Regions from separate parts of the Homo sapiens genome. Here all the other regions are linked to region 2. A link is a loop called in an ENCODE intact Hi-C map of the cell type or tissue named here. Cell type or tissue: mammary epithelial cell. All regions are shown on one strand. Region 1 overlaps LINC01179 (long intergenic non-protein coding RNA 1179). Region 2 holds the start of TLL1 (tolloid like 1). Region 3 overlaps TLL1 (tolloid like 1). Region 4 overlaps TLL1 (tolloid like 1). Region 5 overlaps TLL1 (tolloid like 1). Region 6 overlaps TLL1 (tolloid like 1). Region 7 has its middle 150 kb from the start of LINC01179.

Region 1 (4,000 bases), 140 kb after region 2:
TATTCAAAAATACTCCTTAGCTGGTAATAAAGGAAATCCCTTTTTGAGGCATTGGTTTGCTCTACCTCAAAGTTACCTACTTTCAGACAAAACTTAGTCTACAAAGTGCACAAAATTTAATTTTTTAAAATTATGACCACTTGAATAAAAAATCCAATGGGGTAGTAACCTTTACCAGTGAAGCTTTTGGTTTTTATTTTAGATATATATAGGGAAGAAATTAAGAACTCTTTCTGGGCTGGGCGCGGTGGCTCACGCCTGTAATCCCAGCACTTTGGGAGGCCAAGGTGGGCGGATCACGAGGTCAGGAGATGGAGACCATTTTGGCTAACACGGTGAAACCCCGTCTCTACCAAAAATAAAAAAAATAGCTGGGCGTGGTGGTGGGCGCCTGTAGTCCCAGCTACTCGGGAGGCTGATGCAGGAGAATGGCATGAACTTGCTTGGCAGAGCTTGCAGTGAGCCAAGATCGTGCCACTGCACTGCAGCCTAGGCGACAGAGCGAGACTCTGTCTCAAAAAAAAAAGAGAACTCTTTCTGGCCCCTGTTCTTTCTGAACAGGGACATTGAGGGATAGGAGTGGTGGTAGCTAAAGTTAGTAGTTCAGAGAAATTTACAATTCCACGATGAATTAGATTGAAACTCTCAGATCAAAATAATATTTTCTGAAGGAGATATTGGTAACATTGTAAGTGATTACGTCGCTTAAAAGATTCTAGGGTTCAGATTAACATAATAGTTTACAGATAAAATAAGACATAAGTACATTATAGAAAAGAGCCAGCTACAAATCAAGACAGTTAAAATCCAGGCGGGAGAATCCTCACTTGGATGAGGCAAAAGAAAAAAATAGGGAGCAAAGATGTGAAAGAATAAGGGAAGAAATAGTTTCATAATTTAATTTGTTGACTTCTGAAGGCCAAAATGGAAAAAAGCCCTGAGAGGTCAACCAACAAAATAAAACATTAATCTTATGTAACTTATTTCTAAAGGCTCTGTCATTAACATTCTAGAAAAAATAATTTTTAAATAAAACAATCAATGAAGATTTATCAAATAATTGGGAGATAAAAATCGGACACAGGATACAAGTGTGTAGTTTTTAATAGAGCCAAACAATTATTTATTGATCAGCAGTACCAAATGCTTTCATTGGCATCTGCATGGTAAAAATTCTACAATATTTGGCAAAGGATCTTAAAATTATAGATATTCAGCAAAAGATCCTAAAATCCCAGAATGAGAATTCAAATTTATTAAACACATATTGAGCATAAACTAAATCATTATCCCTGTGCTAAGTGTGAATCACATAAATGATTAAGGCATGATCCTAATCACAGAGGAATCAATGGTGTAGTTAAGGAACTAAATAAATGTAATACAATAGGAAACTGTCATAATGATAGTGAAGAGGAAAAATAAAGTATAAGAAGAATTTCCCAGGAAACGTAGACAAGTCTCAGTGCCTCTAAGTCAGCGTTTCTCAATCTTAAATCTCATGATCTGATTTCATTTCATTTGAAACGAAGCCATGCCTTACTCAAACTACACATATAATCCTTGAGATTTTTTCTATGCTTTCATTAGAATTATGCCTTCTGCTCAGAGTTACTACACTAGATTTAGACTAGATTTGAGTAGATACATTAAAAAATTTAAGATGTAAAGTATGCTTAAGCTTAAACTAAACTTACATGCTGAAGAGGATCTGTACTCCCTTGTGTCACTTTGCCTCAAAACCACAGTCTGAAGAGCTTTTCTTATGCCCAAATGTACAGAGTGAGCTTCAGGCAAATATTTAACTAGTGTCTTCACCCAAAATTGTGGTCAAGGTAATGTAGGTGTATTCATTTTCTATTGCTGTTGTAATGAATCATCACAATCCTTGTGGCTTTAACAACAAATTCATTCTCTTACCAGCTCTGGAGATAAGAAGGCCAAAATGAGTCCTATGGAGTATTTGCACAGCCAGTTTCTTCTGGAAGCTTCAAGAGAGAGTCTGTTCCTTGCCTTTTCCAGCTTCTAGAGGCAGCCGACACTCCTTGGCTCATGGCCACATAACTCTGACCTGTGTCTATTGTCACATCACTGACTCTTCTGACCTCCTACCAGGACCCTTGTGATTACATTGGGCCTGCTTGGATAACCCAGGATAGCTTCTCCATCTTAAGGTTGTTAATCACATCTGCAGAATGCCTGTTGCCATATAAGTTAACATATTCACAGGTTCTAGGAAGAAGGACATGGACATCTTCCAGGAAGCATTATTCTGTCTACCACAGCAGGTAAATGCATGTTGTCCCAAGTAGGCTATCTTGAGATAAAATTTAACCAGATACTTCTGTGTCTCAGAGAGGATTTTACCTTTGAGGGAGGGAGGAAGCAGATAAGCCATGCTGTGATTTGGTCCAGGTAACTTCAGTTCTCTTAAAGATAGTACCTCATTTTTCTTTAAAGAGATGGCTCACTATGCCCAAAGATCCCTAACCAAGGGCCCTGCAAGCTAATTTCCAAATTTATTTTTCTAATTATCTCTATTTCTGAATGTTCCTAAGAGATGTCATTTAACATCTAAATTGTAATTTTGTAAGAAGTCAAGCTTGACTCTTACAAAACAAAAATAAAAGAGTTGTCAGGTTGGCTAACTGAACATTTCATCAAATCCTTTTGTTTTTTAAAAAAATATAAATCAATAAGTTCCCCTCCATAAAATGGCAGGACAGTGTCTGTAATTACCTAAAAGGTTACCTTGAAAAATTAGGCTTGAATACTTATGCACCTTACTGTAACAATAGACAAGGGTTTACTTTCTGAAGTGTTTTTGTTTGTACCATTGAGAAAGAGAACAATGACGTCAGTATCCACAAAGAAAAGTCATCCAGTAGGCTCTGAATTATATATTAATGGCTGACTTCAATTTAGAAAGTCACAATTATGTGTTTCAAATAAAAGGAAAAGTTCAAAAGTAGTCATTTAAACTTGTTAATAATAAGAACAAAACTTAAGTTCTGCCTTTCTTGGTATTATCAGAATTTAGATTAACCTCCCCAGAGGAAGTGGTGGAAACAGGTAGGATAAATGTTCCCAAAGAAACAATGACTCATTTGGAAGTTTGTAACTAAAATCTGGCTCAGGCAAATTAAATACTCTTACCAAAGTAAGCTGGAGAGTGGAATTTTTTTCAGGGTAATATACTATATACCCTAGTCATGTAATAACCATAGTTTTAAAAAATATGATAGATATACAGATTTTTCATTCATAATATTCTTAAGAGTGGTCTGTAGTTTGGGCTTATTCTTTAAAAGGAAAAGCAACAAAATCCACTGCAAATGATGGCAACAAATTCACTGAAGGCACTCATTGGTTAATCTTTAATAAACATTATATATGCATCATTCATTAATTCAATAAATAATTACTGAGGAATTAGCACATGGCAGGCATTATTCTTGGTGCTAGAGATATAAAGATAAACATGTAGCTTACACTAAATGAGGGATTCTCACAGTAATACCTAAATAATATTTAATACCTAAATCACATTTTAATAATAAAATAACAATCTCATTAGAAATTGTTACGTGTACAATGAAAAAAATAAAGCCAACTAATCAGTTAGGTTGTAGATGACATAGGGTATTTTAGATATAGTGTCTAGAAAGACCCCTCTGAGGAAGTGACATCTGGGCAGAGACATAAAGGAAGTGACACCACCAGCCGTGTGAAGATCAGGAGAAAGTGCATCCCAGACACAGAAGGGTAGAGAAAGCTCCTGATATGAAAGGAGTTTGGCATACTCATGAGAGTGAAGCCAATATGGCTGGCCCACGTGGGCATGAGGGAGAGCGGTAGGAGACGAGGTCTGTGGAGCAGCCTGGGGCCATGAAGTTCAAGTTGATTTTAAGGGCGTTGGAAAACCATTGGGGGTGTTTTTAGCAGAAAAATAACATGATCTGACTTCTGTTGCTGACAGTTCCCTCTAGCTGTGATGTGG
Region 2 (4,000 bases):
CTTAGCCCTCCACTTAGGCCATTCTTATTTCCCTCTCATTACACACACACATGCATGCGTGTGAACACACACACAGGTGTGCACTGGTATGCCTCTTCTCAAAAACAGAGAAGAAATAAGATTAGGGTAATAATCCATTCAACGTTGGTTTTATTGTTGCTTTATTTTCAACAGCTATATTCAAAAATAAACCAGCATCAAAGGGGAAACAAAAAGTAAATGCTATTAAAGTTTTTTTTTTTCCTTGCCTAGATGTTTATTTGCTGAGGAAACTAAACACTAATGTCTGAGGTGTGTTTCAATACACATGGTGCAAATACTTATCTGCTTGAATCTTTCACAGAACAGGGTATCAAAGTAGATGTTTTCCTAGACAATCTTTTGAAATAATGTACTTCATCTCTACCTTACCACAAACAAGAAAACGCACAATTTTCAGCAAGTTACAACATTATTCAAAAGAAATTTCTTAGCAAAAAGTACATTTAAGGAGTTGCAGAGAACAGATTCTGAATGCCCAGCCACTAGTCACCCACCACAGCAATCAGCATCTCCTTGTCCAAACCATCCGGGGTGGCCCAAGAAACTTTCAGTGGGAAAATAGATACAGTTATTAAAAGTGACAGCAGGGAATTCATCAGCAAAACTGAATTAAATCAGAATTCTGAGTTCCAGCCTAACAGGCTCCTGCTAAGCTACTCTGGCTTTTAAATAAGTACCTGCATTTAAGGATGCACCGAGAAAGATGTGATAATGTGAACACAACACACATACCCTTTTTGTCAGAACAATGGGTCATCAAAGGTAAAAATTAACTAGGGAATTTCCAGCATTTTTCTTCATTGTGTACACCTCTCCTTCCTCCAGGCCCAAGAGAGGGTGAATAATGCTTATCTAGTTATGGAAGGGAAGAAAAGCTAGTCACAGAGCAACCCCGCACGGAATCTGCAGAACCCTAGATATATTTGACTTTGTCCACTCCCTTCCTCTGCGCTTCGCTAAAGCCCACACCTCTTGGGATGGAACCTAACGTGCCTTCCGCTTACAAACCGCTCTGCTAGGTTAGCCCCAACCACCATGCAACCTTTACGAAGTTACTTGTGCGTCCACACTGAGCGCGGATCACCTCAGCCACAGCCCAATAGAGCAAGGAACCAGGAGCTCCCGAAGCCCGGACACGAGCCGCGGCCAGTGCTGGGCGCCCTCAGGCGCTGCGCTCACGTGGTAGCGGCCCCGGGCACGTGCGCCTCCGACCTTAGGCGGCGAGAGGGAAGCGCCGCCCCGCGCGCGCGAGAGGCTGGCAGCGGCGCCAGAGGCGTAGAAGGGAGGGGAAGGACCTGGGACATTCAGGGACCCTGCGAGGCAAGAAGCTGAGCTTCAGGCAGTGCCGGTCCGACTGCATTTCCCTGGGGTGTTAGCTGGAAGGAAGACACAAATTTGAATGGGGTAGCAACTTAAAAACATTTTTCTTTTCAGTTTATTTTAAATGGGCAAATGCATCAGAATCCCATCTAGAAGTGAGTTCTTCCGAGATTGTCACAATCCCTTTCTAGCCTGGAACCCACACTTGAAATTCCTGGTAAAAGAGGGAGCCAAGGTGTCTCCAGGTAGCAATGCCATCCTCCTGTATCTTTTGGGGAACCCTGCCAACTCGCTCTCGAACAAGCGCTGGGAAACCGCGCCCTGGGGGAGAGGGGAAAGAAGACGGTGTCCCTTCCATATGCATAAAGCCCGCTGAGTGTTGGAATTTAAAACCTACAGCAGCAAGCTATATTTACGACTTGTTTCGTTTTGCTGGGGGAGGGGAGAGGGATCAGAAACTCTAGGACCTTATTCCCAAACTGGGAGATGGGAGCTTGGCAGTGGATCCCACTGGCACAGAACTCTAGTCAACTGGGGCCGCAGCGGCTGCCACTTGCGGGTGGGGAAGGGAAGGAAAAGGAGGGGGAGAGAAGGAGGGGCGGCGGAGGGGCTGACGCGGGAGGGAAGGAAACAGGTGAGCTCCCACCGCCACCCATGGGAAACCCAGCGCAGCGGCCCCCGGCGCGCCACCGTCCCAACCTGGAGAGCCACTTACCGGCTTTACACGGGTCCTTGTAATCTATAGTCTCTGTTTTATCCTCTTCGTTCCCATCAAAAGTGTAATCATAATCGAGGCCAGCGCAGACCCATAGCTCCCCGTAGAAAACAATCCCCGAGGCCACCAGCCACACGAGCATCCTCGGGGAAAGCGTTCCCAACCCCATCCTCCTCCCCCGGAGGAAAAGGAGGGGACGGGACCCAGAGGTTAGGCAGCCGCGGTCCGCGCTGATGTGCGGGGCTAGGGGCACCGGTGCTCTTCTCCCCACCCGGAGGCTCCTCGGCGGGACCGGGGTGCTCAGGTGTCCGGAAACATGTGGATGCCGCCGGGACAGTAGAGAGGGCAAGCACTGCCTGTTACCCCCAGTCGCAGGGAGAAGTTGGCTAGGGGCCCACGGGTGGGCGGAGGGCAGGTAAGGAACTCTGCACTCGGAGGCGGGGAGGGCGCAGGCAAACTCGGCTCTGGCGGCGCTGGCGCTCGCAGCCTGCCAGGTCGTCCTTCTGGCTGCCGAACTTCCCGCGGCCGCGGCTCGGCGAGCGGCGCCCCGCGGGCTCAGCTGCCACCAGAGCTCGGACTCCCGCGCCGCGTCCCCGCTGCTGCCAGGACTCCGCGGCCGAGCGCGAGCCGCCGCCGCCTGAGCCCAAAGCCGCCGCCGCAGCTCCGAGAAGATGAATCCGGTCTGCACATCAGCACATCTGAATTGAAAGGGGAGACCGAGGAAGGGGGTGGGGGCCAGGCATTTCTACGCCGCGAGACCTTAAAAGCCTGCAGAAGCCAGCAAAGCAACTGACTGCAAGAGAGCAAAAGTGTGAGGATTTGGGGATGCACTGTTTGCCTTCCCCCCGCCAGCCTGTCTTTTTACCCTCTTCCTAACTTGAAAAAAAAAAATATTCGCACCATCTAACCCAATCACTTGCATCCTGCTTACTTATTCATACAATCAGGGTCAGGATCCGGACCACAGCCTCCTCTCTTGACTTCTTTTGATAGCCTTAGACAAACAAACAGACAGGAGCGCGCTGACAATTCCATTTATATTTTACCAAAGATAAAAATGAATATATTATGTATCTGTGTACGCAAACAGCAATTAATAGATGATGTACGTGTCAGTTGAGAGTGCCAGACCGGGGGTGGAGCGAAGGATCGTGATAACTTAGCTGCAAATCCATATTTCCCCTCCCCCCAAATAAACAGCGAGTGTGTATTTCTTTCCTTTGCTGCTGTTTAACCTTAGAGCAGCGCAGGAATGGAGGAAAAGTGTGCGAGTCTTCACGATTTTGGTAAGAAAATAAACAGACTACTGTTGGTCTCCTAACCAACAAAGTTTTGCTAAGAACTAAGATCCTCAGAACTGCAATTAAAAAAAAAATCCAAAATCGAGTTACAGATTGCAGCAGCAGGAAACGCTGAGACCTTGCCGATGGGCTGGCGCTATGGCTCACGTGGGCGCAGGAAGGGAAGCTGGATGGAATACTCGGGAAGCAAATTTTCTGTGACAGTTCTGGCGCCCATGAGCAGAGTTGCTCAGTATCCTTCGGCTTCAGTAATGTTTTACTTCTTCAGAGGAGAGGGTGTAAAACCTGGCAGGAGGGTCAGCGAGGTAAACCACATGTCAGCCGAGCAGACTCAAGACAAACACAGGTTGTGGGAAATTGGGGAGGAAAAAAATCAGAGGAAATCTCTGTAAAACCCCTGTTGTGAGCAATTCCGAGGTTTCCCCACATCTGCAAGTAGTTTCCAAAATAGGTGAGATGACTTCTCCCCCAACAAGCTTCCAAGGGACTGGTGATTGGGAGCTTTCCTTTTCCAACTAAATCTTTAAAACTGTCACTTTAGCAAGGACTTGTAAAAAAAAAAAAAGCCTTACATATTATTTGACTAGTGTTCCCCCTATCCAAGTTATCATCTAGAGGAATG
Region 3 (4,000 bases), 190 kb before region 2:
TAAGGTTTATTGCAATTTTATCTACTTTGGAAGTTTCAAAATAATGTTTTTATAAAGCATGATTCTGAGATTGAGAAAAAAATGTCTTGGTTTTTTATATATTTCCATAAAATCTGGGGAGTTTTATAAAATTTCAGCTCTTTAAGAAGGAAATTTTACTTTGAGCTGCTTAAACTAAATGTTAAATTTGAAACACAAAAGTGCAAACCATTAAATACAGCTGACAATATATTATATTTAGTAAAATTATAATTTCCATGTTCCTAGGTTTCTTACTGCAACCATTTCTATAATGATGAGGCTAAGCACAATTTTAATATTAACTTAATAATAATGAAAATATATTAAAATAAGAAAAAATACATTGCTAAATAAAAAGATAAAAAACTGTTGCTAAAATGAGACTACATTTTCCGAACACAAAGCAAAATTATTTTGAAAAATCTGCCCCTTTTTGGAGGTCTTGTATCATTATTCCCATCCACCTGTAAAGAGTAAAGTCACTGTATAAAAATATTGCTATAATTATTTTTGTGTTGTTTGTAAGGCCTACTTATCTTCAAGTTGCATTTACAGAAAACTATGAAAAATAGATCACATACAATTTAATCCAACCCACATTGAAAATCTGTAATATACACATACAACATGTGAATGCTTATACCTGAGAAAAAATGTGCTTTGAAGCCCTTCTTGGATACAGTATTGTCAGATTTGAATTCAATTCTCATATTGTTGAACTGGGATGTGATCACTTCAGGCACTTCAGCGCCACAGAATTTGCCATGCAGTTTAGACTCAGAGGAAAGACCACTCCAGATCTCCACATAATCATATTTGCAAACCTAGAAAAAAATGTGGTTATCAGTTGCCAGATTTGTGAGTACAAGATGATTGACATTTATCTTAAAAAAACATATCTTATTTTTCCCATTTTACTCTTACGGTAGTCAAACTAGAACTAACAGGTAAGGAAAAAAATCAGGTCAGACACAGTGACTCATGCCTGTAATCCCAGCACACAACTACTAGCAATAGAAATAGCTCTTTCCATTGTAGAGATGAGAAAACTGAAGTTCAGAGATTTTTATATAGCTTGTCCAAAATGATACTTGTCATACATGGCACTGGTGATTAACAACAAGGAGTTCGGCTTAGTCCAGTACTGTCTCCCAGAAACACCACATTCTAATGAGAACAGCACCATTAGTAACTTTAAAAGAGAAAGATGGATACTTGATGTATAATAAAAAAGATTATTTGCTTTTTAAACTTACTAAAAGGACTGATATTTCTTAATTTCTTTTTGTTGCTGAGTGCTGTGAAGTTACTCTGTAGGGTTGCTGCAGGACTGCAAACACATAGGAATTCTATTCAGTGCAAAGGAGGTAAGAATTTATATTAAAATAAGGTAGCCTCATTCTGATTTATATATAATATACTAACAACACTAAAATGGAAGAAGCTAAATGAATGCCAGGTATTCTTAAGCAATTTTATGGCCACTAACAGATGTTTCCATAATATACTTTTCCAAAGTTCCAACAGGGCACATGTTCAAGAACAAATCTTGCATGAATGACCTTATTACATAAATATGTAATTAGCAAGGTTTAACAATGCATATGATTGAACCCTGGGGCAAGATCTGTGCTTTGAAATATGTCAACTCAAATTACTGGTTCTTCTGCTACTAAATAGGTGATGAATAAGCAAAATGCTGCTAGGGAAAATGAAATAACTTTTCTACTTACTTTGTTACAATTGCAATTTTTGTTTGGAGAGTTCCAATATAGTATAAAAGACTGTTTCCGAGGCTAAAGATGTTGTCATTGACTTTCCTTTGGAATAGCAATATAATGAATAAAATAATGATGTTTTAAGCCTAACCCATTATTCTGTAAGTCAAGTTTTTGCTCAGGCCTTTTATTTTAAATAGCTAAGATATCAAACTATGAAAATACAGAGAATTCTGTAACAGCTTTCTACACAGTAACATGATTATAAATTAAAGAACACAAGAATATGTTAACACAGTTTGTAAACAGCCATTCTATGAATGGTGACCCTGACTATGAGAATAATGCTTTCAGAACACAATACCTCAATTATATAAAACCATCTCCCCTGCTTTCTCCTGAATGCAGACCTCTAGACTTATTACAAATATCTATCAATTAATAAATCAAAATGTCACACCCAACACAGTAATAGCTTAAGGGAAAACTATGGGAGTAGATGTCATTCAACACTAAGTTCACATCAATCCCAGAATTGGTAGGGAAATTCCCATTTTCAAAAGGTGTAGCTCAAAAAGAAAAACCTCTCTAAAAATAGTATAAAAATAATTTTCTTTACTTATTAAAAGAAAATTATATTTCATGTAAAGTATGTTAAAATGATAAATTGCAGTCTTTCTCATTATAAAACTTACACATAATGTTAAAAAGAAGCTCAAATGGCCCATTGAGTTCCAAGATTCTGCAATTCCTTGAAATATGTAAGTTCATCACATTTCTTTTTTTTTTTAATTATTATACTTTAAGTTCTAGGGTACATGTGCACAACGTGAAGTTTGTTACATACGTATACACGTGCCATGTTGGTATGCTGCACCCATTAACTCATCATTTACATTAGGTATATCTCCTAATGCTATCCCTTCCCCCTCCCCCCACCTTATGACAGGCCCCGGTGTGTGGCGTGATGTTCCCCACCCTGTATCCAAGTGTTCTCATTGTTCAATTCCCACCTATGAATGAGAGCATGCAGTGTTTGGTTTTCTGTCCTTGCGATAGTTTGCTCAGAATGATGGTTTCCAGCTTCATCCATGTCTCTACAAAGGACATGAACTCATCATTTTTTATGGCTGCATAGTATTCCATGGTGTATATGTGCCACAGTTTCTTAATCCAGTCTATCATTGATGGACATTTGGGTTGGTTCCAAGTCTTTGCTATTGTCAATAGTGCCACAATAAACATACGTGTGCATGTGTCTTTAAAGCAGCATGATTTATAATCCTTTGGGTATATACCCCGTAATGGGGTGGCTGGGTCAAATGGTATTTCTAGTTCTAGATCCTTGAGGAATCGTCACACTGTCTTCCACAATGGTTGAACTAGTTTACAGTCCCACCAACAGTGTAAAAGTGTTCCTATTTCTCCACATCCTCTCCAGCACCTGTGGTTTCCTGACTTTTTAATGATCACCATTCTAACTGGTGTGAGATGGTATCTCATTGTGGTTTTGATTTGCATTTCTCTGATGGCCAGTGATGATGAGCATTTTTTCATGTGTCTGTTGGCTGCATAAATGTCTTCCTTTGAGAAGTGTCTGTTTATATCCTTCGCCCACTTTTTGATGGGGTTGTTTGATTTTTTCTTGTAAATTTGTTTAAGTTCTTTGTAGATTCTGGATATTAGAACTTTGTCAGATGGGTAGATTGTAAAAATTTTCTCCCATTCTGTAGGTTACCTGTTCACTCTGATGTTAGCAAATCAATAAATGTAATCCATCATATAAACAGAACCAAAGACAAAAACCACATGATTATCTCAATAGATGCAGAAAAGGCCTTTGACAAAATGCAACAGCCCTTCATGCTAAAAACTCTCAATAAACTAGGTATTGATGGGATGTATCTCAAAATAATAACAGCTATTTATGACAAACCCACAGCCAATATCATACTGAATGGGCAAAATCTGGAGGCATTCCCTTTGAAAACTGGCACAAGACAGGGATGCCCTCTCTCACCACTCCTATTCAACATAGTGTTGGAAGTTCTGGCCAGGGCAATCAGGCAGGAGAAAGAAATAAAGGGTATTCAATTAGGAAAAGAGGAAGTCAAATTGTCCCTGTTTGCAGATGACATGATTGTATATTTAGAAAACTCCATCATCTCTGCCCAAAATCTCCATAAGCTGAAAACCAACTTCAGCAAAGTCTCAGAATACAAAATCAATGTGCAAAAATCACAAGCATTTCTATACACCAA
Region 4 (4,000 bases), 210 kb before region 2:
AATATTGGACATCTTGGAGAGTTTGAATGCTTTGCTCTTATTTATGACATTTAAAAACTATTCTAATTTACCTGTGTTGTAATTTTCATCTGTGTGACTTAGCACATTTAAAATAAAAAATAATTAAATGTATAACACACTACAGATCACAAAGCAAAGTTTAATTGAGATGGACTGAAAATAATATTGTCCAAGCTATTAATAATTACATAAATTACAGGTTATTTGCCATTGCCAAAGGCTCTTTCCTTTCCCCAGAAAAACCATCATACATTGAAGAAATAAAGCCGCCATTCCTACTTAAGTCTATAGAAGAAAACTAAAATATTATAAAGCAAATAAACATGAAAAAGTATGAAATATATTTCAAACTTTGTTAATTTGCTATAATCCCTCCAACAAAATATTGGCACATAAATTTTAATATACTTATTTTCTTTGATACAGTTTTACTGAAGTGATCATAATGTTCAGTCTAATTGAAGACATACAAAACAAAAGAGACTAAAAATTGCTCTGTCTCAGTGTGAATCCACTGTCTATTCCATACCACACTACATCACCCACTATCACTTCTGACTTCGGAGGAGTGAGGAAAGAAATGAAATAAACAATTCATATTAACTAGGGAGTAGAAGAAAGGAATGGAGTTACTTAACGGAAGAAAGAAAAGGGGGAAAAAAAGCTGATCTCTCTTTTGTCTCTTTCCACTGCACTCTACTTAAAAAGTAGAAATAAAAAAAATTATAACCAATAAGCATTAGAGTAATTGTTTGTTATAATCATTATGGATGAAAAGGAAGGCTTACTTCATTTGATCAAAGATACTGGCTAGTACAAAAAGACTGAACATACCACAAAGAATCTCACTGGAAAGAGAAGACAGCGTAGGGAAATACAGTGAACAAGGAGACATCAGTAGAGTCTATTTATCCTGAAGCACAACATGCAAAGCAGGTGATAACTGAAGGAATGTGTCACTTGTTAATCTCTGTAACCCAGTGGAGTACACACATTGCGTAGGATGCAGAAGATTCTGAATAAGTATATGGATGTTTGCATAAACCTGTCAATGTATTTACCCAAAAACCTAGCTGACGTTTATGGCCAACCTCAAGTATGAAAATTCTACAGACAGGGCCTACTAAATCTCATTTTCTGCCTCTCATGAAATAGCAGTCTGCTTCTATTACCATTGTGTACATATATACACTCCTAACATCAGTTTGTAATTGATAGGAAACCACTATGAGAAAATTGGCTTAACCGCACCTAGAGTTCTTTACTAAATATGAAACTAAGCTTCTGAATTATAAATATAATGTTATTTCAAGAGGAAAAACATTGGTTCAGGAAAAGAATATCTGAAAACCACTGCATGTTGAGCAAGTATCTCTTTTGATTGTGATTTAAAGTCACTAATCTGTAAATATAAAGAGCAAAGAACCAGGGAAACCTGCTGCATAGAAGAGAGTATTTTAAGAAAGTTGGAGGTAGTGGCATTCTAAAGTATTTGCTATAAGTAATGGCTAAAGCTGGAATCAGAGTTTACAGACCACACATGTTCAGTCCGTTGATTGGTCCATTGAAGACTGAATGAATGAGATAAATAGGTGACTATTTTTCTTCCTAATGAAACGCAGGACGTCTGGCCTAAATCATAACATCTGCTTAACAGAACGGAGCAACACCACACAAAGTAGCATTGAGCTGGTGTGCTGGGGGCCATACTGACAGCTGGTCTGGTGCCAACTGGCTACAGCTCTTTATCAAATTACTGGTGGAATCAGACTGAGTCTGTAAGAGTCATATTAGTCAAAGGTTCCATAGCTGACATATACTCTAGTAATGCAGACAACTCTCATTCATTAAGGTATTAATGAATTTTCTTTTTGGAATAGGTAGCAACTTGTTAGGTCAAATGCCAAGGCTGGGTGGTCCTTTTCCAGAAATCAGCCTGAACTAAAAGCTCCACCACACACAAGCAAAGGTGTGACTAATTCACAGGCTGAGATCTCGGAAGTCTGTCCCTTGTATAGTAAAGATACCCACACAGAGAACCTTCCATACACAGTGACTTTACATCAACAGAAAATATTTCCAGGCCATAGAAATGTATTATAGGAACTCTTCGGAAAGGAAAAACTTCTAAAATATTTTTCAGAGTTCATGATGACAAGGTGTGATATGCCATTTATCACTTTATTCTACAACACAAGCTGAACCATGAATCTCAATATCTAAATAATAAAGAATGTGCACATTTCCAACCACCAGGAACCAATGCCGCAGAAATGTCCCCAGAAGACACTTAGTTTCCCGAAAAGTCTTGGAAGTTCACAATGGAGACAGGATAGCCAGCAAGGCTGAATGTATAAAGCTGTAAGGAACTTGGATTTCCACTCAAGCACTATCTTCCTTTGGTAGACTTAAATATTTTTCTTAAGTGTTTAAGACTTTATAAGTATTTGGGTATTAAAAAACTTTAAAGCATACTCATTCCATGATTATATTTCTATAATTTCAGGGTTACTAATCTGGGTTTTAGAAAGGCCAAAAATAAAGTGAATAACCATGGGCCCTAGTCAGAAATCCTAATGCATTTCCCACAAGACAAGCAAGCTAAGAGATTAAGGAGTCCAATTCAAAAGAAATAAAATTGAACTCTCGTTATAGGCTGTGGAAATAATAACTTTATTTCTGGAACACCCAAGCAAGCCTAATCTACCTGGCTGGCCCCTGGCCAGGCTTCCAGACGCTGTTCTCTCATATGAACATCTGTAGAGGTTCTTTTATTGAACATACAGGCAATAGCTAAAGAATGAGGCCTTACAGAGTAACTGCATATATTCACAAAGGACAAGATAGTAAAATGATAGCACTTAATGCAGAAATAAAATTTAGCAAGGGTGAACATTTAAACTAAAAGAAGTAAAGAGACTGATGCAATTTGAGCAACTGTAAGATAAGCTTTAGAGGTCCCCAGTCCCAGCCATCTTTCACCTTATCCTGTTTTTGGTAAAAGCTGGCATTTGGTTTCCCACAAAATATTTGAAGGATTAGAGGCCACTGGAAAAAAATGGCGTCATGGAGTACAAACCTCAGTCTCCTGATTCAAAAGAACCTTTTTTCTCCATGAGTCCTCTATAACTGTGATCAAATATATTTTTATGGATTTATGATGGATAATTATTTAACAGTTGTAGATGTTTTTGTTTTTTAAATATCCCATATATAAAGCTATAACTTGTAACTGTATGTTATATAGCAGAACTCCAAAACTCAAGGATATGATAAATCAACTAAAAATGATAGAAGCACATTAGCTTATTGAAGTATGCTTGGATGCCTAGAACTTTGTTTGTTTGTATTTTGTTTTGAATGAACATTAATTCAAAAGGTAAAAAGGTACCCTCAAATTTAATGATCAGAGTCTTTCAGAACCAAGACAGGATAAAAACAGGGATAACAGATACTTGTACTTACACATTTAGAACTTTGTCCCTTTTCTAGCAAGAAGACTTTTTTTTCCCCAAGCATCTTTTGACTGCAATTTCTTTGTATTTTAAAGCTATAATCATGCAGTCAGTACCTCATGCTTAAATAAACACACACACGCATAATAAAAACAAAGCAAATGTGTTTTTTGTGTGTCTTGGCTGTAGCAGACTGCCAAACATTTAATGCCTTAAAACAACACAAATTTATTCTTCTACAGCTGTGGAGGTCAGTAGTCTAAATTGGGAAGGCAAGGTTGTGTGTTTCTAGTCTAATTCTCCTCCCTTTGAATCCTGGCCAGACTTAGCGATTTGCTTTACCAACAGAATGTTCCGAAAGTTACATTCAAGGGCTTCTGAGGCTTCCATGGCCTCTTGGGACACTTTGGGGATCCAGGATTGACAGAAAAGAGTCTGGTTCCTTTGAGACCGCCATGTTGCAACGGTCATGTGTAGGTGCTATGGTTGTCCCAGCTGAGTCAGCCTTTTAGCCCTCCACATCA
Region 5 (4,000 bases), 92 kb before region 2:
CCCTATAACTTTTCTGCCCTTCTAATGTTCCTGTCAGCATGTCCCATCATGCTCTCACCACCTCTGAGCTGAACTAATTAGTAGCTTTCATATTGGCCTCTGGCATGCCACTCAACCAGATTAATCTTCCTGGAATGCTTTTAACATCACTCTTTTGCAAAATGGCTAACAAATATTTCCATCTTTGTTGTGGGCAGTCAGGAACCCCAAACGGAGTGACCGGCCAAAGCCATGGCAGAAGAACATAAATTGTGAGTTCCTCAAATTAATATTTTTATAATTTCTTATGCCTGTCTTTATTGCAATCTCTGAACATAAATTGTGAAGATTTCATGGACATTTGTCACTTCCCCAATCAATGCTCTTATAATTTCCTAGGCCTGTCTTTAATCTCTTAATCCTCTTCATAAGCTGAGGATGTATGTCACCTCAGGATCCTGTGATGATTGTGTTATCTGCACAAATTGTTTGTAGAGCATGTGTGTTTGAACAATATGAAATCTGGGCATCCAAAGGAACAAGATGGCTGCGATTTTCAGGGAACGAGGGAGATAACCATTGGGCCTGACTGCCCGAGGGGCCAGACAGAACAGAGTCATATTTCTCTTCTTACAAAAGCGAATAGGAGAAATATCGCTGAATTCTTTTTCTCAGCAAGGAACAGCCCTGAGAAAAAGAATGCATTCCTAGGGGGAAGTATCTAAACTGGCTGCTCTGGGAATGTCTGTCTTACACGGTTGCAGATAAGGGATGAAATAAGCCCTGGTCTTCTGTAGCGCCCCCAGGCCTGTTAGGACTAGGAAATTCCTGCCTAGTAAATTTTAGTCAGACCAGTTGTCTTCTCTCAAGCCCTGTCTCCTGATAAGATCTTAACAATGATAATGCGTGCCCAGTGGGACATAAAACTTCATCAGCAATTCTAATTTCACCCTGGTCCTGTGATCTCTCTCTGCCCCCATTTGCCTTGTGATATTTTATTGCCCTGGAGGCATGTGATCTCTGTGACCCATACCCTATTTGTACACCCCTCCCCTTTTGAAATCCATAATAAAAACTTGCTGGTTTTGCAGCTCAAGGGACGTCACGGAACCTGCCGACATGTGATGTCTCCCCCAGAAACCCAGCTTTAAAATTTCTCTCTTTTGTAGTCTTTCCCTTTATTTCTCAGACCAGCCGACACTTAGGGAAAATAGAAAATAACCTACATTGAAATATCGGGGGCTGGTTCCCCCGATACATCTTCCCTGGTAAGATTTCTCAGAGTGTGAACATTAGAATTAATTGGAAAGTTACAAAAAAATGTTGATTCCTGAGCCTAACCTGTTGCCACTGGAACATATGTGTGATGACAGAACCCATAAATCTGCATTTTAACTGGAATGCTGGGTGACTTCCATAAGCCACAAAGTTAGGAGGTCCCCACACCTCAAAGTCTGGTTTGATCCTTTGCTCCAGTCTTGTCAGCTTTCCAATCGTCTAGTGATCATGGCTTTGTTCTACCCTTTTGTCTTTATTGAGGTGGTTTGCTAGTGCTCCCTGTCCTCTAATCCTTCTTTTTTTTTTTTTTTTTTTGAGATGGAGTCTTGCTCTGTTGTCCAGGCTGGAGTGCAGTGGCACAATCTGAGCTCACTGCAACCTCCACCTCCCAGGTTCAAGCAGTTCTCTGCCTCAGCCTCCCAAGTAGCTGGGATTACAGGCGCCCACCACCACACCCAGCTAATTTTTGTATTTTTAGTAGAGACAGGGTTTTGCCATCTTGGCCACGCTGGTCTTGAACTCCTGACCTCGTGATCCACCCACCTCAGCCTCCCAAAGTGCTGGGATTACAAGTGTGAGCCACTGCACCCGGTCTAGTCCTTGTATTTTCTAAGTTCAACTCAATGTCCTTCATGCTACCACTCTTAATACTATGATGTGCTCTAGAATTTCAGGTAAGTGAGCATTCCACATCAAATTCTTAGATGGCAATATAGTAAAGTATGAATAGAAGATACATGTGCCTGTCTTTGTAAATAGTGGTTAACATTCTTTCTCAGTGACTCACTGTAGGCAATGTGAACGTTATTGGAAACTGCAGGAATACGTATCTATGCTGACATGAAGGTGCCCATCTCCTCCTCTGATCATGTAGGGTACTTCTCTCCAGCCATTGCTATTTACCTCCAAAACCTTTTCTCAGTCCTTTTCTAGTTCTCAGACTCAATATGCTGTGGGTTAATGCAGCTGATAAGTAAGCTTATTAAAAATACTGTGCTAAGAAAGAGTCAATAAGACTCTGATAGAAAATCCAAGAAATAAAGTGCCCAATTTAACACAGGGTTTTGTGACACAGATTTGTGTTGGATATTGGAGTCCTACATTTATTGCAAAATTCAAAGCTGTGCTCCATAGGGTTGAAATAGCTCTAAATCTGACTTTAGAGTAAAGGGGTGTTGACATAAAATCTTTTGCAAAGAGATTTTTGTATGTAGGGTTTTTAAAGTAAATATAACCTCATCAAAAATTATCTAAACTTATCTACAAAGAAACATATTATGTCTTTTCAGAGTCTAAATACTATCCCAACATGATATACCTATATTTAGAATTTAATTATTCTAATTTAACATAGAAACAAAGTCAAGGACAGACTAAAAATGCAGTTTTTGAAATCTAAATGATTTGAACATAACCAGATAACATCAATCAACATAATTTCATATATTAAAAATAAAAATATATAAATGCTTAAAATTATACATGGGTAATTAAGATAGATGGATCTATTTATTTTTATTGCATTTATTTATTTATTTACTTATTTATTTATTTTTGAGACACGGTCTTACTCTGTCACTCAGTCTGGAGTGCAGTGGTGTGATCATGGCTCACTCTAACCTCTAACACCTGGGCTTAAGCAATCCTCCCACCACAGCCGCCTGAATAGCTAGGACTACTGTCATGCACCACCATGCCCAGCTAATTGTTGTTGGTGATTTTTGTTTCTGTAGAGACAAGGTCTCTTATTGCTTCCCAGGCTCCTGTCCTCCCGGCTCCTGTCCTCAAGCTAGCCTCGCACCTCAGCCACTAAACATGCTGGGATTATAGGTATGAGTTGTCACACCTAGCCTTGACTGTACTTTTGGAAAGTATCTTGAATACTCATACAACAACCCTCGGAGGTAGGAATTGCAACATGTGAGACTAAATATAAGAGAGATTTAATAACTATCCAGAGTTACATCTCAAACATCAAGGCTGGAGGAACCCAGATCTGCATGATGAATTTAAAGTCAAAGCTCTTAGGTCCATCATGCCCAAACACATGCAGTCACAGACAAACATACCTAGAGGCATTAAGTGTTGATACTTTATAGCTTGTACATTACAATGTTGCTCTCATAACATTTTATGCATAATTATCCTCATAACTAACTTACTATGTGTAACTAGCACCAAAGTTAGTATGGTGAAAATAATTTTACACAACAGCCTATTAAATCATTCAGTTATTTTCCCCTGATTTTGAAAAACTGATGAAGATATTGAAACTCAGAAATTCAGCCAGTAAATCACAGAACAGATTCAAACCCAGACAGTCTGATTCCAGAGCCCAAGTATTTAACCATGATGACTTTCCTAGTATCTTTCTTTTGAAGCACTTAATTCATTTTAATGTATATGCTAAGATGTATCTCCCCATTAGGTAGTAAAATTTTAATGAGACTCTGCCAAATGTAGCCTAAAATTTTGAGATTCTAGTATACAGCATGGCAGATGGGAGATTTGCAGTAGGAGATACTGAAACACACCTCTCATAAAGATATGGTTTAACACATGTTATTTCAGTAATTGCTGAAATTTTTAATAACGTGCAGCTGAACTGATATCTCCATGTCTTCCATTCTTCCACTTCTCCCCAACCACACATTTTCACTTCATCAGGTCCATACTGAGCCAAGCACAGCTGCTCCCAATCTGTAAACCTGAGCACTGTCACTGTGGAAACATGTTCTCTTCT
Region 6 (4,000 bases), 140 kb before region 2:
TACACCTTGTGTGCTTTAAGCAGTGTATCAGGCTTTCAAAACACTTTCATCAAAGTAGAAAAAAAAGCATGTTAAATGTGTATGCCTAGTATAAACTCAATGATGACATTCATTTGTTTCCTTGAAACATGTATGTTCTTAAAAATATGGAATACCTTATAATCCCCCACAAAGTACACCATGACATTTGTTTTGGTTTCCCAAGCAGATCTAAGAATTCCTTAGATTATCAGGTTGTGAAACAATGATTCCTCATAGAGGTCTATTTCCCCAATAGCAAACTACAGTAAATAATGTTGAAGTTACTAAAATTGTTAAGAGTAAAACAAAATATACATAGGTTAATTTTTCTGAATTAAACTACTAATTTAACCTAAGTATTCTTAGAAGTCCAAGTATTACAGCATATGTTAAAAAAAAGATAAAAAAAAACAAAGAATGCCAAAACTTAGGGCAGTTTAAAGCAATTTTTTCAATTTTTCTATGGTAAAACTAGTAAATAAGAAAACCTAATCAATGGCATAATAATGTTAAACTACAGATAGTGAGTTGTTTGGGACTCAAGATTGTGGTAAAAGATTCACTAATTTTTCCTAATATGCATGATCTAAAGTTCTGAATATAGTGCCCTAAAAATACTTTCTAATTTTTTAAATGTATGTCAAATATTTATAGCCCTAAAGAAGTGGGAGCTTAAAAGTTAAATGAACTGGGAGGCTATTCCAAGGGTTTGAGAAGTATGAGTTGTGTGTTTGTGGATTTACCAAAAACAAACAACAACAAAAAACCTTTCTATAAAAATATTTTAAATTAAGAAATAAAATTTTATAATATCTTTTAAATTGAGAAAATGATGCAGCACTTCCTTCCAAAACTTATAAATGAATTTAATGCATTTAAACTAACGCTTGCATTAAAAGAACAGCATTTTCAGCTCTACTTAGCCTCCATTAGGAAATAGTTCTAGGTCTGGATTTGTAGCAGTAAATAAAACAAACAGAAATTCCTTCCTTTATGATTCTAATATTCAAATATGAGGAAAGAGACATTAAACAAATGATTAATAATCCAGGTAGTAATAGGTACTATCGAGAAAAATAAAGGTGAGAAGATGGATATTGATTGTGCAGTGATGGGCTGCTTTTAAATAGAGTGATCAAAGTGAAACTCACTTGAAAATTGACATTTTAGTCACACATGAAGAAAGTGAAGATCAGAGAAATATGGGTAACGGGCAGTACAGTGTTTCCAGACAGAAAGAACAAGAAACACAACAGCTCAGAAATGAGAGGACCCCTAAAATGTCTGAGCACCAGCCAGATAATTTAACTTTTACTCTGAGGACAACTGTTAATCTATAGGAAAATGGTAAGCAGAGGAGTAATATGATCTATGAGCAATTTTATTACTAACTGCCCTAGCTCCAAGGTAAGGGAAAGGGCACTGATCTATAGATAACACTAACTCAAATAGGGAGACTGGAACTCTTTACTACAAGATCTAAACATCTACAGAACTCCATATGTACATTGTCTGAAAAGACAGGAGAGAAGTAGAGCTAGTGATTTACGGGAATTGACCATCAAAAGTGAGATCTGTGCATAGTTCATAAGAAACCACTCCAGGCAGGCCAGTGTAATTGAAAAAGAAATGAGTTACAAGGTAGCATTGAGAAAGGCCTTGTAACTTGAGGCATGAGTCAACAGATACATTAATTACATAAACCCAAATTAATGGAGTATTAAATTTCTGTAGTACTTCAGTACTAACAAAGCATTTACCATTTTCTTTTTCTATTTCTAAAAACAAATTTGTGGCCTCTGGGGTTCGATTTTTTCCTAACTTCCAAAAAAAGGTTCAATTTGAAAAGGTCAATGACATCTTGGAGAGAATATATTCAATTTCAGACAACAGAATTATGAATTTTGTTTCATTCTGTCTACTAAGGTAATCTCCCTTCCATTTCAAGGGAGTTAGTCACTCATGCTTTTCTTCTTTTTTGTGGTCAGGAAGTTAACAATTATTCTTCTCCATATCCTGACAAGTAAGCAATGCAAAATCTTACTGAACCTCCTCAGTGAGCCACTATCAATAGGCAGAGACAGATCATATCATGGTTCACTTACTATTCTTGATTTGTTCTAACTACATTGAAAGAGCAAATCAGCTATACTTTTAACAAAAATTTGTAAAATTTTACGACTTTTTAAATGAAAAATGGGCAGTCCACAGTTCAGAAGCATGTATATTACAAAATAGTCACTCATATAAAGACCCTATAGATACATTCCTGTTCTTCCCATAAGTGATTTCCTAAATATATTGATGGGCAACATCATAAAAACAATTGGAACTTTTATAGACTCTGTGAGTTCAGAATTTTTAAAACTAAGAAACTTCAAATACCTACATTAACAGAATAAAGAACAAAAACCATATGATCATGTTAGCTGATATAGAAGAAGTATTTGACAGATTCAACACCCTTTCATAATAAACACACAAAAATCTAGGAATAGGAGGAAGCTACCTCAACATAATAAAAACTATATATAAAAATCCCACACCTAATGTCATAATCAATGGTGAAAACCTGAAATATTTTCTTTTAAGATAAGGAACAAGGCAAGGATGCCCACCCTTGTCACTTATATTCAACACAGTACTGAAAGCCCCAGCCAGGACAACGAGAAAAAATAAAGCAAAATAAAAGCCATCCAAATTGGACAGAAAGAAGTAAAATTCTCACTGTTTGGAAATGACTTGATCTTATACACAGAAAATTCTAACTGTTCCACACACACACAAAATCCGTTAGAACCAGTCAACGAATTAAGCAAAGTCATGGGATATAAAATCAAAATGCAAAAATAGCTGCATTTTTATGCATTTACAACAAACAATCCAAAAGATAACTGATTCCATTCACAACAGCATAAAAAAAACCTTAGAAAAAAACTTAACCAAAGAAGTGAAAGATTTTACACTGAAAACTAAAGACACTGCTGAAAGAAATTAAAGAAGAGACAAAGATCCCTTGTTCCTGAATTGAAACACTTAACACTGTTAAGATGTTAATACATCCAAAGTGATCTACAGATTCAATGCAATTTCTATCAGAATCCCAACATTTTTTTTGCTGAAATAGAAAAATTTATCCTAAAAATCCTATATGATCTCAAGATACACCAAATAGCTAAAACAGTTTTGAAAAAGAAAAAATATTTGAAAAATTCACACTCCAACTTTGCAGAACTGATTTCAAAACATATTACAAAGCTACAGTAATCAAAACAGTGCAGTATTGGTATAAAGACAGATCTATAGACGGGTGAAATAAAAGAGAGAGCACAGAAATAAACCATCATATACGAGATCATATTATCTTTGACAAGGGTGTCAAGATTCCTCAATTAGGAAATGACAGTTTTTTCAACAAATGACACTGAGAAAACTGGATATCTACATATAGAATAATAAAATTGGTCTCTTTTTTAAAAAAAACACTTTAAAAAATTAACTCAATGCATTAAATAAATAAACATAAGACCCAAACTATACAACTTCTAGAATAAAACACAAGGGGAAAGCTTCATGGTGTTGCATGTGACCAGGATTTCTTGGATATGTCACAGAAAGCACAGTCAATAAAACCAAAATAGACAAACAGGATGACATCAAACATACAGCATTGTGTACATCAAAGGACACAGCCAACTGAATGAAAAGGCAACCTAAGAAATGGAAAAAAAATTTCCAATATTTATATTTATATATATACATATATAAATTAAGTGGTTTAATCAGAATATACAAAGAACTTCTACTACTCAACAACAAAATAATCAAATAACCTGATTTAGACATGGGCATAGGACTTAAATAAAGATTTCTCCAAAGATGATATACAAATGCCACCGAGCATATAAAAGGATGTTCACTAATCATCAGAGAAATGTTAAGTCAAAACCACAACGAGATATGACATCACACTCAGAAT
Region 7 (4,000 bases), 340 kb after region 2:
CTCTAAGGGACTTTGGCCAAGTCCCCTAGACCTGTATTCATTCCCTTCCAGTTATGTTAACCTCCTTGAGGTTCCTTGAACTCACCAGATATGTTCCTGCTCTAGGGTCTTTGCATTTGCTATTCTCTAACCAGAGTAGCTCTTCCTCCGATGTCCACATGGCTCTTTCCCTCCTTTATTTAAAGCTTTAAGCCATATGACATCCTCTCAGTGAGACCCTCTGTGACTACACTAGTCAAAGTCACAGGTTCCTCCTCAGTGCCACTTCTCTCACATCCCGTCTTCATATTTTTTCCATAGCACTTATTTTGCGGGTTTTCTGTGTTCCCCAGCTCAAATATATTTCCACATGGACAGGGATCATTATCTGCTTAGCTCACTGATGAATCCCCAGCACCTAGAATAGTACCAAGCACAGAGTAGACAGTTAATAAGTATTTGTTGAGTGAATCAAATCAGACCACCCATTATAAAATCACTTAACATATCTCTTTGTAGCCTTTCTCGTCATTGTAATTGGTCAATTTTGTTAATTATGAGATTACTTAATGTCTCTCTTCTGCTAGATTATAAGTAACAAAGAACTGAGACTGAGTCTTCATACCACTAATCCCCTAGCAACTTGCATAGTGCCTGTATTAGTCTGTTTTCACACCGCTATAAAGACATACCCAAAGCTGGGTAATTTATAAAGAAAATAGGTTTCATTGACTTACAGTTCCACATGGCTTGGGAGGCCTCAGGAAACTTACAATCATGGCATAAGGGGAAGGGGTACGTCTTACATGGCAGCAGGCTGGAAAGACTGTGCGTAGCAAGAGAAGAGGGAAGAGCCCTTTATAAAACCATCAGATCTTGTGAGAACTCACTCACTCTCACAAGAACAGCGTGGGGGAAACTGCCCCCATAATTCAATCACCTCCCACCAGATCTCTCCCACAATACCTGGGGATCACAATTCAAGATGAGATTTGGGTGGAGACACAAAGCCTAACCATGTCAGTGCCATTACTTAGAAGATGCTTACCAATATGTGTTGAATGAATAAACTGCACCAAGAAGCAGTTAGCATTGGATTCTAGTGCAGGCTCCATATTTGTGACAGCATTACAAAGAGATCATCTTCTGGAAAAAGTGCCCTGATGAAGCAATAAAGGGTTGCTAGATACATTAGAAATAGACAGAAAACCTAAATAAGAACCACATAGGTGACAAAGTACTTAAGGCAAATATATAGATGGTTATGCCTGAGTACAATTGAGAAGGGTTGTTTATGCGTAGGCGCGATTTGTGTGGGTTTTGAGGTGTGTTTTTTCTTATCTTTTTTCTTTCGTGTGACTACAATAGTATCATCTTTCTTCACTCACTTGTTTGCATCTGGGAGGTATCAAAACTTCCTCAAGGAATAAGAAAAAAGAATGTTACAAGATTATTTCAGAATATTCCAGATACATAAACAAAGTTACAAATCTGAATTGTCTGAAGGCTAAAAGGGAAGTCAGACAATTTTTCACTCTTAAGAATAATTTGGTTTGATACTTTTAAAAAATAGGTTTATATATTTTTACTCCTAGCATACTCTGGAGAGTCTTTTTAAAACTGCCTTAGCATAAAAATACATTAAACTTGCTTTGAAGTTGGGAAAAATTGGTTTTCCTAGATTTTTCATTGGTGTTATACTGCCATCTAGTGACCACAAAATGTATGACTTACCTACACAGCTGAAAGACGAACACAGGCTGTCCAAGGCAAAATCCCCAAGTAGCTTATCTAGCCTGTCAAGGTCCCTTTCCATCAGTTGAGAGGGGCACCCTAATAGACGAATGTTTGTTCTTGACATGTCCCAGCATGAAAAACTGAATTTTTATGTTTGTCTATCAAACACGCAACTTTTATAAGTAAGTTTTTGTTGATAAATCACTTTAATCAGACTTATGAAGGAAATGCTTTATTGGGAGTTATAAACCGTTAATCTCTCCACTACTTCTGACTTCATAGTAATCAGGGGATTTCTCATGTCAGATGGACCTCAAAAACTTTCCCATTTACTTCAATCCAGAGGAGCTGTGAGAACACTGTAGTAAAAGGGAGGCATAGAGCAACTTCTTTCCATCTAGATGTATGTGAAGAAAAATACTTCTGCTTATTTCCTGACATTGACTATAATCATAAAATGGCTGCATTTTATAAAATTATTTATGTTCTAATAAATATATATGATTACACTCAACTGACCCTCAAGTCCCTGGAAAAGGCTATTTACCTTTTGTGGAAAATGAAAAAAAAATGTCTTCAGGATTACAGTACACTCTAGCACACTCAACAAGCCAGTAAAATCTGAAATGAACTATACCCTTTCTGCCAAACGTTTGTCTAGCTTATTTGCCTTCATTTCTCATCACACTTCATTTGTGATTTTAAAAAAGTAACTTGTCTGGTTGGTTGGTTTTATCTTTTCCTCAATAATTTCCACATTTATTTCTAAGGATAACATAGAAAGAAAAACACCATATGATACAGAAATTGGAATACATTCCCTTACTTGCCTCTTATATAAACACGGAGGAATTGGTGGTGTGCACTTGTAAGATCACCTTGTCTGGCTAACATCTGAAATGGACAGTTCTGAAATACAAGAAGTTCTCTAACTTCCACAGGAAACCTCTTCAGAATGGATGCACATTTACGAGAGCAAAGAGAGAATGGCAGTGCAGGCCTTATCATCTAGAAATCTGTTCCCATCAAAGAAGCAATAACTTCTCTTCTTCTTTTATTCAAGGGCATAAAATGAGTGCTTCTCATGAGTAGGATAACTAGAATTATGAGTAGCGCATGTTCACAGTATAGATTTCTAAGAAGGAACAGTAGGCAAGGTAGGCATAGAAATTCCAAAATCAGAGACTGAACCTTCTCTACTTAGGTAATTCTTTAGTAAGTAACAAGTAATTAACTAATTTTATTTTACTTTGTCTTTGTTGCAAAATTGTAAAATAAAGTTGATCTTAAATGTTTGTTAAGGAGATTATCATTACATGTGTCATTACATACTAATATGTCTTTTTTTTTACAGTGTTTGAGGAAAAGATTGTTTTAAAATGGTTCCCTTTGTGTTTCACCCTGTTCTATGCATAAAGCAATAAGGAGATTTCTAAATACCTACAGCCTTTGTGTGCATTTCAGAGCATCTTTTCTCCATCCGTTTTGTGTCCTTTAACCATAGATTACCTCCTCCGAAAAGACATCCTAATCAGATGGAAGTAACATGAGAGTTTTTTTTTTCCATTTCTATGTATAACTTTAAATATTTTACAATAAAGGAGTAGAAGTTCAAAAGCACAAAATACCAAAAATATATCCACAAAATAATGAAAAACCAGTGTACTAGAATGGAAGGCTTGTATTAAGAAGGAAGGACTGATGGAGATTGTGGTGGACTTTGCAAACCAGGCTAAACAGCAGGGACTTCATGCTCAAAGTGAGTGAAATTCAATTTAACAGCTTAATTGGAGCAAAATATCGTTGTTTTTATTTCTTTTTCTCATGATATTTATTTTGAAATTTCAATTTATAGTAAAGGAAAAGATGCAATTTTTATATTTGTCAAAGAGTACATGATTTTTTAAGTTGAAAAACAGTGCGTACTCAGAAAGAAGCAGCCACTTAAGGTTGAAAAGGGCAGGTCTTAGGAAAATTACTTTGGCAGCAATAAGAAAGACAAGGCTGAAGTCAGGGAGTCTAATTAGGGGGCCACTGACAAAGTTCAGATACAAAAGGCAAAAGGGCCAGGCCTGAGTGGTAGTGGTTAAATGGAAGAAATAGGAGATGTTTTTTAAGAATTGATTTTTTTTTTTTTTTTTTGAGACCGAGTCTTGCTCTGTCGCCAGGCTGGAGTCCAGTGGCACCATCTTAGCTCACTGCAACCTCTGCCTCCCTGGTTCAAGCAATTCTTCTGCTTCAGACTCCGGAGTAGCTGGGATTACAGGCACGCGCCACCACACCT

Evidence for each region. A loop is a pair of places that touch in the nucleus more often than their neighbours do. Peaks named below come from ENCODE experiments on the same cell type or tissue, not always from the same donor. Only the 100,000 strongest peaks of a DNase experiment are listed, where the experiment ranks them.
Region 1: it touches region 2 in a loop (14-fold over the local background); 2 of 110 quality-filtered maps call a loop at or near these places.
Region 3: a loop joins it to region 2, with 9 times the contacts of the local background. A loop is called at or near these places in 3 of 110 quality-filtered maps.
Region 4: a loop joins it to region 2, with 6 times the contacts of the local background. A loop is called at or near these places in 21 of 110 quality-filtered maps.
Region 5: a loop joins it to region 2, with 8 times the contacts of the local background. A loop is called at or near these places in 2 of 110 quality-filtered maps.
Region 6: a loop joins it to region 2, with 9 times the contacts of the local background. A loop is called at or near these places in 3 of 110 quality-filtered maps.
Region 7: it touches region 2 in a loop (4-fold over the local background); 12 of 110 quality-filtered maps call a loop at or near these places.

The regions. Positions count from the first base shown.
Region 1 is chr4:165,736,619-165,740,618 of GRCh38, reverse strand. All of the region lies in intron 4 of LINC01179 (long intergenic non-protein coding RNA 1179), which reads right to left. LOC101928131 (a long non-coding RNA gene) reads left to right here. Exons shown (of 4, transcript NR_121677.1): 2 at 1,924-2,288. Among named protein-coding and RNA genes, the nearest start is that of LINC01179, 54 kb to the right of the region's middle. In mammary epithelial cell, no CTCF peak of the experiment used is centred here; a DNase peak (open chromatin) is centred at 1,858; H3K4me3 peaks cover 822 bases; H3K27ac peaks cover 2,915 bases.
Region 2 is chr4:165,872,151-165,876,150 of GRCh38, reverse strand. It overlaps TLL1 (tolloid like 1), which reads right to left and starts at 2,914. Exons shown (of 21, transcript NM_012464.5): 1 at 2,078-2,914. The coding sequence starts at 2,246. In mammary epithelial cell, no CTCF peak of the experiment used is centred here; a DNase peak (open chromatin) is centred at 2,430; H3K4me3 peaks cover 3,363 bases; H3K27ac peaks cover 3,154 bases.
Region 3 is chr4:166,062,528-166,066,527 of GRCh38, reverse strand. It overlaps TLL1 (tolloid like 1), which reads right to left. Exons shown (of 21, transcript NM_012464.5): 16 at 665-845. Among named protein-coding and RNA genes, the nearest start is that of TLL1, 190 kb to the right of the region's middle. In mammary epithelial cell, no CTCF peak of the experiment used is centred here; a DNase peak (open chromatin) is centred at 1,647; H3K27ac peaks cover 869 bases.
Region 4 is chr4:166,086,513-166,090,512 of GRCh38, reverse strand. The region is part of intron 18 of TLL1 (tolloid like 1); the gene reads right to left. Among named protein-coding and RNA genes, the nearest start is that of TLL1, 220 kb to the right of the region's middle. In mammary epithelial cell, no CTCF peak of the experiment used is centred here; no DNase peak of the experiment used is centred here.
Region 5 is chr4:165,963,750-165,967,749 of GRCh38, reverse strand. The region is part of intron 1 of TLL1 (tolloid like 1); the gene reads right to left. Among named protein-coding and RNA genes, the nearest start is that of TLL1, 93 kb to the right of the region's middle. RefSeq lists an enhancer at 1-886. In mammary epithelial cell, no CTCF peak of the experiment used is centred here; DNase peaks (open chromatin) are centred at 49, 2,029 and 2,979; H3K27ac peaks cover 3,715 bases.
Region 6 is chr4:166,010,329-166,014,328 of GRCh38, reverse strand. The region is part of intron 7 of TLL1 (tolloid like 1); the gene reads right to left. Among named protein-coding and RNA genes, the nearest start is that of TLL1, 140 kb to the right of the region's middle. In mammary epithelial cell, no CTCF peak of the experiment used is centred here; a DNase peak (open chromatin) is centred at 1,998; H3K27ac peaks cover 2,784 bases.
Region 7 is chr4:165,534,898-165,538,897 of GRCh38, reverse strand. No RefSeq gene overlaps it. Among named protein-coding and RNA genes, the nearest start is that of LINC01179, 150 kb to the left of the region's middle. In mammary epithelial cell, a CTCF peak has its summit at 1,687 (motif pointing left); no DNase peak of the experiment used is centred here.